Linked DNA regions of Mus musculus: region 1 is linked to region 2. Evidence: chromatin loops called from intact Hi-C (ENCODE). Cell type or tissue: left cerebral cortex. All regions are shown on one strand. Each heading gives the region's core, and the rest is flanking DNA. Links, peaks and the distances in the headings are about the cores only.

Region 1 (7,351 bases), core at 774-5,773, 140 kb before region 2:
TGTCTTAGGTTGCATCATTCTAGACATTTTGGGGCTCTTTACAAAGAACTGGATCGTTTATCGTCTCTCCGGGGGAGAACAAAATACACTGAAGGCATCTTGCTCCCCTCTTCCTCTGTGGCTGAGCCGCCCGCCCGTTGGGAGCCTGCTCTTTCCTGTATCTCAGCTCCTCCCCAAGCCCGCGGGCTGGAGTGTGCCTCTCCCTACACTCACGCATGCGCCTTACCAGAGTTGGGGTACTTGACGACCGTGGGCAGGTACTGCCTCTTGTTTATGTCCACAGGCACAAAGGCCGTGTATTTGCTGATCACGCTGCAGGCCTTGCTGGTGTGCACGGCGTTCACCTGGTATCGGCGATTGGACCCTGTGGGAGGAAGAGCAAGGGTCACGGTCTGGGATCAGAAAGTCTTGCTTGGCGTGGAGACCCTGGAAGCTGAAAGGAGAGCTGGATTAGCAGTCCATCTTTGGGGTCAAGTAGGTCTTGAAATTGGTGGCCTGCCAATGGGCTAATTAAAGACAAAAAAACAAAACAAAACACCACCATCACCACCACCAAAACAAAAAACACCATTTCACAAGATAAAGGGTGTGTTAACATAAAAACTTAAGTCATTATCTTAGAGTAAAAGATAGCTAATTCCTTTAAATAGCATGTTTATTTAAACGGCGTCCTATGTTGTCTATACTGTGTATTTGAATCTTGCAGGTGACTGGCGGGAACCTTGTGACAGGGCTTCATGGGTTCCCTGACTCATGGGACCTTCCACATGGCTGAGAAGATTGGAAAGCCGTGATCTGGGAGATGGCTTCGTGGGCAAGAGCACTTGCTAAGAAAGCGCTGAGTTGTGTCCCCAGCAGAGAAGGAGCTGAGCATGGCTGTGGCCACCTGGAATCCAGGGCTGGAGATGCAGGGAGCTGAGAGACAGGAGGACCCAGGGTGCTTGCCGGCCAGCCAGCCTCGCCAAAAAGCCCCAGGCTTCAGGCTCCGTGAGAGACTCTTCTCCCAAGGGAGCAAGTTAGAGAATGAGAGGGACACACCCTGAATCTTCCTCCGGCTTCTCTGTACACCTATCTACCCCCACCTCCACAACTGGCACAACCCACCCAAAACACACACACACAATGTATGCACACAGACACACACAGAGACATACACACACAGACACACAGTCAGACAGTCTCTCTCTCTCTCCTCTCTCTCTCTCTCTCTCTCTCTCTCTCTCTCTCTCTCTCTCTCTCTCTCCTTCCTCCCTTTCAGATTGAACATTAGAGAGAAGGACTCAATGCTTGGTCACACAGCAAGTTAGTCAGAACCTGAGATTAGGGCTCAGGATGACCTGACCTGTAAGTTCACGCCCTTTCTACCAAACAGTGAGCCCTCTTGATGGCTTGCTGCCTTCTGAGGGCTGTTCAGGGAATCAGGGCAATAAAAGGGGGAGGAGTATTCATGGAAGAAAAGAAGATCATGCGTTACCCCCCAAGTACAAATAAAATATGAACCACATAGTATGCAAATTAAGCATAAACTTAGAACAAAGGAATCCCGTACTTATTGCCACTTATCTCTGTTCTCCAAGTGTGTCCTATTGAGATTTCACTAGTCACGTTCTGGGAAAGGCTGCCCCAGTTCCTGAACTAAATTAGCTCACGACCCATCCCTGCTATACAGGGCTTGGAATTCAAGCGTTTCTGAACAGGACTTATTTAATTAGCTGTGTAATTGTTTGATTAATGCTGGCCTCTCTTAGCCAGTGTCAGGTGCCCCGGGAAAGGATGTGCTCACTTTATTCTATGCTAACCAACCCTCCGGAGGCGTCTGTGGGGCCAAACACCTAGCCTGGCCCCCCGCTGACTGTGGGGGAGTCATTGGGGCTGATGAGAATGGGCAGGATCTAGGCTAGGTCTAGGGGCCCTCTGGGAAGGTTCAACCTCAGAGGATCTCCTATCATTGTTGACCCTCCAGAACCAGATATGAGTCACCCAGAGAAATGCTGGGTATGAGGGAGCATGGGGGTGGGCAAGTGTGGTAGGAGAGGAGGAGGTAGGAAGAGAGGAGGATGGGTCATCTGAAGAGTGGGAGAGATGGACAAATCCAGGGCCGAGGAAGGGAGGGCACCTCAAGTTGAGGATTCAGGCCCAAGCTCCATTTAATATGGGGTGAGACACAGTGGAATGTAGGCTCAGGAAACAGCTAGTGGTACAGAGACTTGACTTCAGCAGAGGTGTGGTAAGGAGGCGAGCTGTGCATAGTGTGGAGCTAGTTGGCGAGGCTAACCTAGGGCTAACCTTAGGTTACTGAGACAGAGCAAGGACTTTGAGGGCTTTGGGTGTGGGTGAGAGTCTGAAAATTAGGGAAGGGATCTTGGGCAGTAGATGTGGCACTAGGTCTCTGGAGGGTGGGTCTTAGGGTGTGGGCGGGGCTTTGGAATGGGTTGGCCTTGGTCAGTGAGAAGGGCACCGTGCTGCCAAAGGGAATCCTGCCACCCTGATCCTGGTGGCTCACCCAGCTCGATCTCGTCCTCGCGCTCTGCCAGATGCTCGAATTCTCGGATGATGGCGCGGGCCGCCAGGTGGTGGAAAGTCTCACTCCACATGTCAGCGTTCTGTGTGTCCCCCCTCTTCAGGGCTGGAGGCTCCAGCTCGAAGCTCACTTCCCACTGCATGCGTTGGTTGGCGCACAGGCCTTTGACCAAAGCCTTGCCCACCACAGGGCTTGGAGTGGCAGTCCTGCAGGGATTGGCTTGCTCCTCGGACTCAGCCATGGGCTCCAAGTCTAAGGATGTCTCCCGTTCAAAGGTTGAAGGACAATGGGCTGGCTCTATGGCTGGAAGAACAAGAGGGCTGAACCTGAGCCCAAACAGGCAGCCATTTGCAGAGAATGTCATCCCTCCCCTGGGGGCAGTCATTTCTAGAAAACACAAAGGCCATCCAGCTTTAAAGACCGATCCTTCCTAATGCGCTAACGCACAGGTGGCTTGGGCTTGTCCCAGAGAGGGACAAATCCACCTTTCTGGAAGCCTGTCCCTGAGGGGATGAACAGATGGGGTGGGCACAGGAAGGTTCTCAGAGCAAGAGTTTCACAAAGACACAGAGACAGGCACTGGTACTCTGTCTCTGTCATCTGAAATTGGGCCACAGCCTTCCTGTCCCCTTGGATCGTGGGCCTTGGTCACTTACCCAGATCTTCAGAGCTTTGGCTGTTAGGGGCAGACGTCCGGCTGGCACCACAATCCAGCTCTCTCACAGGGCCCCAGGCCTGGGGCTTCTGGTCAAAGAAGCGCATGAGCTGGCAGCCTTGAGGCAGTAGGGAAGGCCTGCGGGCTCCTGGGCCATGAAGTTTGGGGCCCTGGCTCAGGTTATGGCCTTCGTTAAGTAGGGTCTATGGAGGAAAGCAAAGGGCAGGGGAAGGGAGGGAGGAGGGAGAATGTAAGAGGAGGAGGGACGAATGAGGGGTAGAAAGAGGAGGAAGAGGAGGAGGAGGAGGGGGAGGATGGCAAGGAAGGGAAAGGGGGATGAGGATGGGATGAAGAGGAAGAAGGGAGAATGGGGGAGGGGATAAGTAGGATGGGAATGAAGAGGAAGGGAAGAGGAGAGGAGGGAGGGAGGAGAAGAGGAGGGGAAGGGAGGAGGGAGGAGGAAAAAGAGAAGGAGGGAAGAAGAAGAGAATTAGGAGGATGGAAGAAGGAGGAGGGGGAAACAAGGGGAGGTGAAGCTCATGATGGCAAGAACCTCCTTCTGCTCCACCCCCCACAGCTCCCTCCTCTCTCTCTCTCTCTCTCTCTCTCTCTCTCTCTCTCTCTCTCTCTCGCCTCTCTCTTTGTCTCTCTCTCTGTGTCTCTCTGTCTCTGTCTCCCTCTGTCTCTCTGTCTGTCTCTGTCTCTGTTTGTCTCTGTCTCTCTGTCTGTCTCTGTCTGTCTGTCTGTCTGTCTGTCTGTCTGTCTCTCTCTCTCTCTCTCTCTCTCTCTCCTTCACAGCACTTTCCAGGTCAGGCCTCTCAGGGACCCAGGGACCCTTGACTTAGTCCCCACCACCCTTGAGAAACAGAAACCAGAAAAATTCCAGGCCACGGGTCAACTGCAAGGCACAGAGAGCCATGTACCTTGGATAATTCCAGACCTACTTTCTTTTCTGGCAGAAAGCTTAAACCCTTTTTTGTGTGCAGTTAAAATTACCAGCCCTTCCCCTTATGTCTCCCCATATGGTGTGCTTAAAAGGTCTTTCCCACCCCCAAGAAAATCTTCTAGAAGTTTTGTTATTTTTGTTTGTGTGTTTTAAGGCTTTGATTCATATGCAATCTATTTTCCTGTGAGGAGATAGGAACCAGCTTTAACTTTGATTTCCCAAATGCCACAGACCTCAGTGCTGTTTATGGAATGCAGCGGGGCTCCCTGTAGCTTATCGGTTCGATACAAGATCCTTACAGAGCTAGCATGTGTGTTTGGCTTTGTTTGTGGACTTTACAGTCTGTTTTGATAATTTCATCTATCTGTTCTTGGGCTTGTTATAAACAAACATCCGAAAGCCAAGGGGTAGATGGGAAATATCCTTGCAACATGTATGATGGAGTTCTTTTTTTTTTTTTTTTTTTTTTTTTTTTTAAAGAAAATGCTCTTGGAATTCAGGATCCTCTGAGTCCCACTCAACCACTGATTTCTGCAAAAACACATGCTTGTTTAGATGTTTTTCTTTCTTTTTTTTGTACCATGTGTGTTTGTGGGCAATGCAGTGCACAGAGGACTCACACGGAAGGAGTTCTTCCACATTGTGTGATTCAGGGATTGTGATGGAGCACCAGGCCAGGCTCCTTAAATGCCACACAACTGCAGCCCAGGGCTGGGTAACAGACCATGACTGCCCTGATTTGCGTGGCAGAAGCCACAAGACTGGGTGGTACTACCATGCTGACTCACACAAAGGTCTAGCATCGTTTACCTGCCTACCCAGACTGCCTTCCTCCTCATGACACAAACTACATCCCCAGAGCTACACACAGGGGATATTTCTTCTGAGCACAGAAAGACATCTCATCCCCCCGTCTTATGTGACTCACTGCCCTAAGCTGCAGGTGGTACCCTAGCTACTGCCCAGCTCACTAGCACTCTCCAGGTGTACTCAATAAACAATTGTTCTTCTTCTGGCCTTGAAAAGAAAAGGAAAAAGAACTCTCTCGCATGTAATTGGAGAGAAAAGACAAAATTAGAATAGTGGGGGCCTTCATCCACAAGCAGTTTTTATTGAACACATCAGTTAGCCAAGTGGAAATGTTCAGAGCCATGGTAGTTAAGACAAGTCACATTTTTTTTCCTTATTAGAGACAGGTAAATATCTAAATGTGTGACGATGCTCAGTGTGTTCAGGTCTCTTATGTCGGCACAGACTGGGGCAGTGGGCTGTGTCCCACAGATTGAAGTCCATGAACTGAGATAATGATCTTACTCTTACAAATTTAACCCTGGGGGAACCACAGGGTTACAGGGTCTGTGTTGTATCTGTTACAAAGTAACACATGCAAGCTGTGCGTATTTGTCACGATATGGATAATCAGAGTAGAAATCTGGAAACAGTGGGGTGACGTGGCACATGCCTTTAGTCCCGGCACTTAGGATCAAGGGAAGCAGATCTGAGTTGCTAAGCCAGTTTGGTCTATGCATCAAGTTCCAGGCCAGCCAGGGGTGCACAGAGAGAGCCTGATGTTAAATAAAAGATTTGGAACCTACATCTCCATCAGTAGGAGAGAGTGAAGAGGTTGCGGTATATCCATGTAACGGAGTATTACACAGCCCCGAAAAGAAGGATCTCCTCATACCTCTGTGGGAAGATACCTGAGGAAAAAAATCACCTTAAACTTATGACAGATCTCAATGTCAGCCACAGACAACTGTTCATCAGGAACAGACTGTGATTTCACTGTATATAAAATTGAATTCAAAAGGCATTAAGAGGGCCAGTGAGGTGTCCCAGTTAGTAAAGGGGCTTGGCGCCAACCCTGACATCGTGAGTTTGGTTCCTTGGACCCACATGATGGAAAGAGAGAACTGACTCCCAGGGATTGTCCTTGAACCTCGGCATGCACGCCTACTTGCTCACCCAGTCATATACACAGAGGAAACAAACGAGATAAAAATGTATTTAAAAAATAACGTTAAGATGATATGCTGGAGGATAATTTGCATAAGCAACTATTAACATATGCAAGTGTTCTGTGTATACGTGCATGCGCATGGTATTTCTAGAAAGACGTCCTCAGAATTAGGTGGGCGTTGGGGTAGCGGAGGGAGACTTCATTTGTACTTTATACCCAACTGAACTGTTTGAAGGATTTAATTCCAAATGCCAAGTATGTATTACTTTTGTGATGGACCATTAAGCTAAAATGAATTTCCTGTTTCTTAGACCGCACACACGTCCTGGTAGGGAATGACGTAACCGCTTACCAGGTGGAATGAAATTTGGGGATATCAGTAAACCTTGGGGGCCTTTTTATGCTATTAAGTATGTATTAGTATGTATTGGGGGTATGCCTCTTCATAAAAGGGATAGTATCTTCCTGTCTCTAGGCCAAGGATGCAGGGCATGGAAGAAGGGAGACTGGCCACTTTTAAAGGTGCCTTTGAGGGGGCAGGTGCCCAGCTACAACTCCCTGACCCTTCCACCCACAAGAGACTGAGATATTCTCTACTGACATCACCATCACCCACACAGGGTCAGAGAGAAATGGACTCTGCTACAGTTTCCATGGCAACAGAGGCTCCTGCACACTAGCCTTTCACCCAACCATTCTCTGGGGAATCTACACACACACACACACACACAGAGAGAGAGAGAGAGAGAGAGGGAGGGAGAGAGAGAGAGAGAGAGAGAGAGAGAGAGAGAGAGAGAGAGAGAGAGAGAACTGATGGGGGCAGGAGAGGAGGAAGAGCTAAGGAGGGAGTTTGAAAGAAAAGCAGCTAGCCTGCCTGTGGCACTCAGCGGGCTCAGCTGCCATTGAGGAGCCTTTGCTACAGCCAGACATTGGGCCGGGACTGCATCCCACACCCATGGTTGCCTCCTCCCACCTGAAGTCAGCTCCCACTCCATATCTGCTGGTGGATGGTGGCTCACCCATCTACATACAATTCTCCTCATTTTGTAGATGAGGCAGTTGAGGTTTAGAGAGGTTCTGAAATGAGGAAGAGTAGACTTGATGCCAAGACTAACATGTCTTAAGTACACCAGGGGTCCCTGGAAAAGCCCAGTGGAGAGCCCCCAGGGGCCAGGTGGTATGTGGGCTCATTTATACGTGGAGAATGGGAGGCATGACGAGGTGGTAGGAAGTGGGCAGGCACACCGGAGAACATGGAAAAGCTGCTTT
Region 2 (7,351 bases), core at 1,437-6,436:
AGTGAGCCGGCTGCACAGCATGACAGGGACACAGGGAAGAAGCCCCAACGAGCTGCCTTCCTTCTCCTACGGAGGCCCTGACACCAGAGCCCACTTTGGGGTCACTGGCCTTCCACATTTGACAAGGTTGAGAGAGACGCTGAGGCTGGGAGATAAAATAATTTACCTGTGCTCAAGTAGGCCAAGGGGTGGTTAGTAAAAAATTGTGCAGAAGCGTAGCTGTGTGCATCTTAAAAACAGGGTGCTGCGTAGTTTACTTCCATTTTGGAAGGATCCTGCACATAGACAGGTGATACCAAAGAAGCTCCAACCGTCAGTCCACTCAAAAGCAGCCCTGGCTGGTCCATGGCTGGAGAGGCCATTTCTATGGGCCTCTAGCTCTAAGGTGTTTCAGAGATGTGTGCTGAGGGATTTGCGACAGCAGAAGATAGCTCTTCCCTTTGCTGCCACCTCATACCAACAGGGACCCTCGTGGGTCTCTGCTGGTGCAGCTTGGGAGGGAGGCTGCGTCCAAACACAGCATTGCAAGAAATGCCAGCGCCAGTGCCGTGGTCCCTAAGCCCCCACTTGTTTACTAGACGGGAATCCTCTCTGGGAAGAGTTTAACCTGGTGTCAAGTATAGAAAGGCCAAGTATTGGCTTTGAGAGACCCAGAGTTCACTGCACTGACAGAAGATTCTGGAAGGAGCCAGCAGTGGAAAGTAGATTATCCTGGCCGCAGCCACAGTCTAGGGATGGATGTAGAACTTCCTCATGGCTGCCGGAGAGAATGTGGGGCTACAACGTAGTTTTCTAGAGAGGTCTCTTCCTGTGTGTGGATTCATCCCCACCGCCACAGACTTGCTATACGAACAAGGCCCTAGGGGTCTTGGCTGACCTGGGCTCTCGTGGCACCTGAAACCAAGGTTGCGTTGGAGGCTTCAGGTTGCCCAACGTTCGTTCTCTTTGCTCAAAGACCTGGGGCCCCTCGGCCTGGTGCGGAGGGCTCAGGGCCACGCCTCCCCCTCCTCCTGCGAGATGCCCAACACGGATTTATGAAGGATGCCGCATTCCTGGAGGGACTTGGTGAGGTCGGAGAACCGTCTCCTGGGCACTTCCATCGTCTCAATGCTGCAGTGTTGGTAGGTGGCTTTGTTTTTCTGCTCGGCCACCTCGAGGACGGTCTGGAGGTCGTCACTGGGCCTGAAATAGCGCACGAACCTTTGGCCTGAGGGTGACCGGACAGCCAGCAGCAGCCTTGGCTCTTCGTCCGACGGCTCCTCGATGTTGGAGGCCCTGGAGGAGCTCTGTCTTTTGGTTCGGATGATGAACTTCTTCTCTAAGGCACAGACCTGCGTTCTGGAGTCTTCCTGGCTTGAATCCTCTTGGTAAAGGGCCTGGACGCTGCTCAGCTGCAGGGAACTGGTCTTGCTGGCCACAGTGTCCACGGCTCCCACCTCTAAGCTCCTCCTGTTGATGGATGGGAGGACCGGGTACCTGTTGAGAGATGAGGCGGTCCGTGTCGGTGCCTGCTGCAGCAGCAACTCCGGCATCTCGTCAGGAGCTCCCTGAGATGTTGAGACCGTTGCACAGACTCCTGGTTTCTGGTTGCTGGGAGACCCGGAGGACCGTGGTGGAGGTGAAGAGGATAGTGCACTGGGGGAGCCGTCCCCCATGCCTTGTGGTCTGTGCAAATTCGGCCGCTTCCGGCCCTTGGCAGACTTGGGCCTGATAACGTGCATCCTGAGTGAGCTGGGCTGCCAGGTGGAGCTGTCGCCTGCGGTGCTGACCACAGTGCTGCGTTCAGGTGGTGCAAAGTTCACAGGGGCTTCTATGGCCATTGCTTCTCAGGACCCCTAAGGAGGCAGGCAGAAACAGAGAAGGCATGGGTTGAGCTTCCCGAGGCACTGGGGCTCCCTCTTCTGCCATGTGCTCACTGGAAGAGTGAGCACCCATGGACCACAGTGTGGGACCTACCTCTAGTTTTCTGACATGGGGGAGCAACCGTGGCTCATCCATGATAAGCTCTTGGGACACACATCAGTGATCCAAAGTCCTTGGAACTTAAATCCTTAAGGGGAGTGAAAGCCACGGGTCTGCAGATGTTTTCAAGGAATGGTAAGTACTATGAAGAAAAGAAAAGCCAATTCTCGCTGTCATGGAGAAGGGCCTACACGCAGAAAGGCCAGTCGGAGGGGGAACGAGCCATGTGACAAGCTGGAGTATGTGACAAGCTGGAGTCACGGTCAGGCATCCATGGATGCTTTTGTTTGTTCTGACTACTGCACTGGGACATAACCAGTATGGTCACACACTCAAGAGAGTGCACTGTGCTCTGGTAACATCTGATTGGGCCCAACCCAGAAAAGCGTCCAGGGGACAGAAGGGCCCCACCGGGGAAGTCCTACATCAGGCAAAATGTGCCCGGCTCCAGAGTCCTTTCTGGCTCCCTGGGCTGGAAGCTCCCTAAGGGAGTGGCTCAACACAGACCTCAGATGCAGATGAAGAATGTCAGAGGCAGACTGTATTTGCTTAGAGAGGGGAAGGCAACCCTGCTAAGACTCTCTGCAGGGCAACCAGGCTCAGCTCTACTCAATAGCAGGTCACTTCTCCAGACAAGGGACACAGTCTGTCTGCAGTGACATCACTCACTATAGACACACCACCCTCTGGGATTCCCACCCAGCCCTCCTGCCATGGGCTGCCTACACTTTGCCCTTACACACAGGTCACATGGAACAAGGCTCCCCAGTCTGGTCACAGCAAGCCTCCTCAGGAAGACCTAGAGAGCATCTATTTTGACTTTTCTGTCTGTACTGTCCATAGACACCTGCTTTAGAACATTTCCCTAAGGCGCTAGTTGTGGCTCTTCCTTCTCCTACTTAGTGTTAAACAGCTGGGAGATGGCAGCCCCCAAATGTGCCCTGTCCACTGCACAGAACGGTCAGGAGGCTGACTTCAGAGCTCCCCCGTCCCCGCCCCCTCCCATGCAGTTGCCTCAAGACAACAAAACATTTCTTGGGTTGATCCGTCCCTTCCACCTACGCACTGTCACTCACCTAAGAGTTGACTTCCCCCAAGCTCCTCCATCAAGCAGCCCTCAGGAGCACTAGTCCAGGTTCGTGGGCTTAGGTGTGACCCCTGCCCCCAGATGCTCTGTGTGTTCTCTCCTGTACTAGACCACCAGGAACCAGGCCACAGGGAACCAAAACATACTATTTCTACGAATCCAGGGGAGCCTGCTGTTCAAAATCTCTGACCAGGTTCCCTTCCGTTTTCACGTTTTAATCCTCTTTATCCATGTGTCCTGTGTGTCTGTGTGTTTTGCATGTTTGGGGGTACATGTGTAGGCAGGTACACATGCACAGATAGAGGCCAAGGTTTGATGTGAGTAGAAATCAGCCTCCATGGCTCTTATGCCTTATTCACTGAGGCAGGACCTCTCAATCAAACCCAGAGCTCATCCATATGGCTAGTCTTGCTAGACTGGGGATCCTGTCTCTGCCTTCTGGGGCTGGAGTTATAGGTGAGCTGGCACACTCACCCAGCACTTTCATGGATTGTGGGAATCCAAATTCTGGACCTTGGGCAAATGCTATCCCCACTGAGCCGTCACCTCCCTCCCTCCCTCCCTCCTTCCCTCCCTCTCACCCTTCCCCCCCCTCTCTCCCACACACACACCCCACACACACACCCGGTTAACGGGTGAAAAGGCTCTGTGGCTATCCCTGCTCTACACAGCCAAACCTTCCTCCATTCTCCCCCTCTGTTCTCCATGCCCAATCTGGAGGCAGGTAGTTCAGAAACTTCTTCCTGAGCGAAAAGTTTTGACGCCAGAAATGCCTGCCCCTTCCCTTGCTCATTTATTTTCTGATCAACCATAAAGTTTTTTTTCCCTATGAGTTTCTCGTTCGGAGTGGCAGGAGAAAGCCATAGCTGTCCAGCTGAGGCGAGGATAAGCCTCTAGCTGAGCTTCCATCCTTCTCACTTGGGAATGGCTATTAATTTGCCACAGCTTCCACAGAATTATCACAGGCTTGGCTTCCAACACCCACACATGCCTGGGGAAGGTTTGGCTGTCAGGAAGTTTGGTAACTTAGAAACCTCTCCCTAACAACTTCGATGAGAAAAGTCATGCGTTCTCCCAGGCACTCTGCGGGGTTATTTTTAACAGTCAAACTTGAGTGTGTGCGTGTCGTTGCTATACCTTTTGGTACTCTGTATAATTAGCCGTGTTCAGGGGGTGTCATATTCAAGACACCCTGGTCATAAGATAACATGACTTGCAAGCTATCTCAAGAGAAAAACCTCAATTATGACTAATTCTCATAAGCCCACTCAAGGCTATTTCGAGACTAACACCTCCTTCAGGTAAAGCCGTTACACCCAACCTGCTTTTATAACCCACCGCCTCCTACCCAGCACAGAGACCATCTGTTACACAGAGGGAACACCAGCTCCCACCCCCACCCAGAAGGAGGGCAGGATGCTACAGGAAACAGGTGTTTGGAGAACGGCAGCCATGGCGCCTTCAGAGATACACACACACACACCCTGGGTCCCAAACTCTACCTTTGCCCTCTGTCTAGGCTCCTGCGACAGCACAATCCCTGCATGGCTCATTTATTTCATCACCTCTAGGGCCTGGCAGACACTCAACTACAAAGTGATTTGACAACGTCTAGGCGTAGGCATCCATCACGCTGCCAGCAGAAGAGACAAGTAGCCTGTTTACTTAAACACAATAGCTAGGAGGCAGACGCCTGCTAGGAAGCAGGAAACAAAACACGGGCCACTATTTTCAAGATGTTGCCCTCCAGAAGGGCAGGTGCCCATTCCTTAGGATTATCACCACACGAACAGGAAGGAAGGGACATTGGATACAAATGAAATCAAGATTCCCGTGGTTTTCCAATGGTGCCCACAAGCCACCATAGGGTCAGACCATGGTACTTCACAGCCCAAATCTAAACCTACAGCGCAAGCAGCAAAATACACCCTCCTACGAACCATCTGCTGGCATATACCGGGACATGTACACGTGCATTGGTCTTTTAAAATTGTTTATCAGTTACTACCACCCACTGCCGCCACCCCATAGTCCCCAGCCTGGCTTACAAAATTAAACTCTGTAAAGGAACCAACCCCGGGGGATGGAGGGGGAGAGAGGGAGAGAGAGAGGATCGAAACCACTCGCTATGCTACCCCAAACCAGAGATTACAATGTGGGAAACCACAAGCCACCAAGTGAGTGAAGAGAGAGAACCGGGGTTGATTCCAGGATAGAAGGGCGGGCGAGGGGGTTGGGGAGAGGCCTCTATTATTTCCGTGGTCTGGCAGGTCTGGAAGCAAAGCTTCAAGTGCAGAAGGAAGAGGAGTGTTCCGGGAATGGCAGAAAGGTCTGGAACGTGAATGCAGACCTGGGTAAAGGGCACTTGGAGCTGTGGGAGGCTCCCTGCAGCTCCTGCCTCTGCACATGACCCCGACTCCCTTCTCTCTCTTTGGATCTGGGTCCAGGGACTGGCTTGTAGACGCCCCTCCCAGGAGATTCCCTTAGCTGCTGCAGACTCAGGCTCCAGCCAGGTTGGCTCTGTCCCTGGGGAGGGCCACTCAAATGCCTGCCTCTCAGTTTCTGGGGACCCACAGCGGGCCTCTCACCTCGCAGCTCAGCTCCATCCGCCTCCGGTGCCTGGCTGCGACCAGCTGGTAAACAGCCCTGTCTCCCTGGCAACCGCCAAGGGGTGGGGGCCACGTGCTTCCGGTGGGACCGGAACCTGCCTGACCTGGACCGCAAGCTGAATTGGACTAGGGCACGGAGGGCGGAGGGGCAGAGGTGGTTCACGGATTCCAGGCTCAGGACCTTGGTGTGGCCCTGCCCCATGGAGGCCACAGGGCCCTGGGCCTGGACCCCTGCCATTGGAACTCTTCTTCCTGACCTGGCCTGACTCTTGTGTCTCCTGGGGAATGTGCGTTCAGGGGAGAGGGAGCCCTGCCCTGGAGTCGGGGGTAGGGACCAGGAACAAATCCCTGTCAATCCTTGGCCTGACTTTGCCAGTGTCCTTGTTTTAAACAGGGTTGTGCAACTGTTTTAAAACGAGACCCTTAGAATCTGGGTGGTGATTTTTTTAGGGTATGTTGTCATGGGGGTTCCCACCCCCAGGCCACCAGTCTTGTGATCACCACCTGTATCTCCTATTTCCTCCTTAAGGGTCTAACTATATACAGTCAGCAACTCCAGCCACTTCACCGCGTTTCCCAACAGCTTTGAGTTTTGGAGGCCGGCAGCCTGACTGCTTTCTCAGAAGCTATGGTCCACTACCTCAGCCATTCTGTTGGTAAGAGTCCTCCTGGCCCTACTGTCATCCCATCAGTGTGATGGATGCCTTAGCTGGAATCTGTCCAACCCACACCGAGCCATGACATGTCACACACATGAGACCCTCTGCCCTCCCTGGCCAGCCTTCTGTTTCCTGCCCTCTCCAATAGCTATTTCAAATCCTATCTGTCCTCTAAAAACCTCCCACATGCCGTCTTCCTTCCTCCCTCCCTGTGGGATGACAGTCTCCTGCCCTCTGCAAAGGAAAATAGAAACCATTGAATGTGAACCTTCTTAGTTGTCTGCTGTCAGACCAGAGGGCTCCCAGCCTTTGCACGATTGCTCTCTTGCCTCTGGTCTGTTAGAATGGTCATCTGATCCCATCCCTGTTAGCTGTCTCTGAGGTGCTTCCCAACCACAGCCACACACACGCACACACGCACACACACGCGCGCGCGCACACACACACATACACACACACACACACATACACACACACTCTCCCCCTCCCTAGGCCCAATATCCTTGCTTCTGTTGAAACCTTGACTTAAATGAAGACTCTTCCCTAGTTTAGCCTGTCCCTTCACTTGCCCAATTCCTCCCTGTCTTTGTTCCAATCTAATCAACTCTTCCTTCCAAGCTGGCATTAAGATGACTTTAAAGCTGAGAAGTGACAGCGCATTCCTTTAATCCCGACACTCAGGAGGAAGAGGTAGGCGGATCTCTGAGTTCAAGGCCAGCCTGGTCTACAGAGCAAGTTCAAGAACAGTCATGACTACATAGGGAGACCCTGTCTCAAAAACAAAACAAAACAAACAAACAAGAAAAAAAAAACTGCTTTAAAAGGAGTCCCGTTGGACTCTGCTCTAGACAGACCCTTAGAGTAATTTAGTGATTGAACTAGTAGAAGTTAACTAATAGACAGTTAAGAACCACAGATTCACTACCTAACTTCATGGCCACATCTTTGTTACCTGCTTCATGCAGGGATAGGATTTTGATATGAGCAGAGTTCTAAGGCCTTGTCAGCACATCCACAGTTGGGTTGGAAAGACA

The links. Peaks named below come from ENCODE experiments on the same cell type or tissue, not always from the same donor. Only the 100,000 strongest peaks of a DNase experiment are listed, where the experiment ranks them.
Region 1: it touches region 2 in a loop (11-fold over the local background); 2 of 42 quality-filtered maps call a loop at or near these places.

Annotation. Positions count from the first base shown.
Region 1 is chr4:138,578,402-138,585,752 of GRCm38, forward strand. It overlaps Vwa5b1 (von Willebrand factor A domain containing 5B1), which reads right to left. Exons shown (of 22, transcript NM_029401.1): 15 at 3,178-3,379; 16 at 2,504-2,824; 17 at 227-364. Among named protein-coding and RNA genes, the nearest start is that of Vwa5b1, 42 kb to the right of the region's middle. In left cerebral cortex, for the core only: no CTCF peak of the experiment used is centred there; DNase peaks (open chromatin) are centred at 863, 1,620, 2,520, 3,753 and 2 more places; H3K27ac peaks cover 3,551 bases.
Region 2 is chr4:138,719,544-138,726,894 of GRCm38, forward strand. Ubxn10 (UBX domain protein 10) reads right to left here and starts at 5,722. Exons shown (of 2, transcript NM_178671.5): 1 at 5,638-5,722; 2 at 1-1,835. The coding sequence starts at 1,820. The coding sequence ends at 987. Pla2g2c (phospholipase A2, group IIC) reads left to right here and starts at 5,782. Exons shown (of 6, transcript NM_008868.3): 1 at 5,782-5,945; 2 at 6,188-6,314. In left cerebral cortex, for the core only: no CTCF peak of the experiment used is centred there; DNase peaks (open chromatin) are centred at 3,444, 4,138, 4,327, 4,678 and 3 more places; H3K4me3 peaks cover 299 bases; H3K27ac peaks cover 4,744 bases.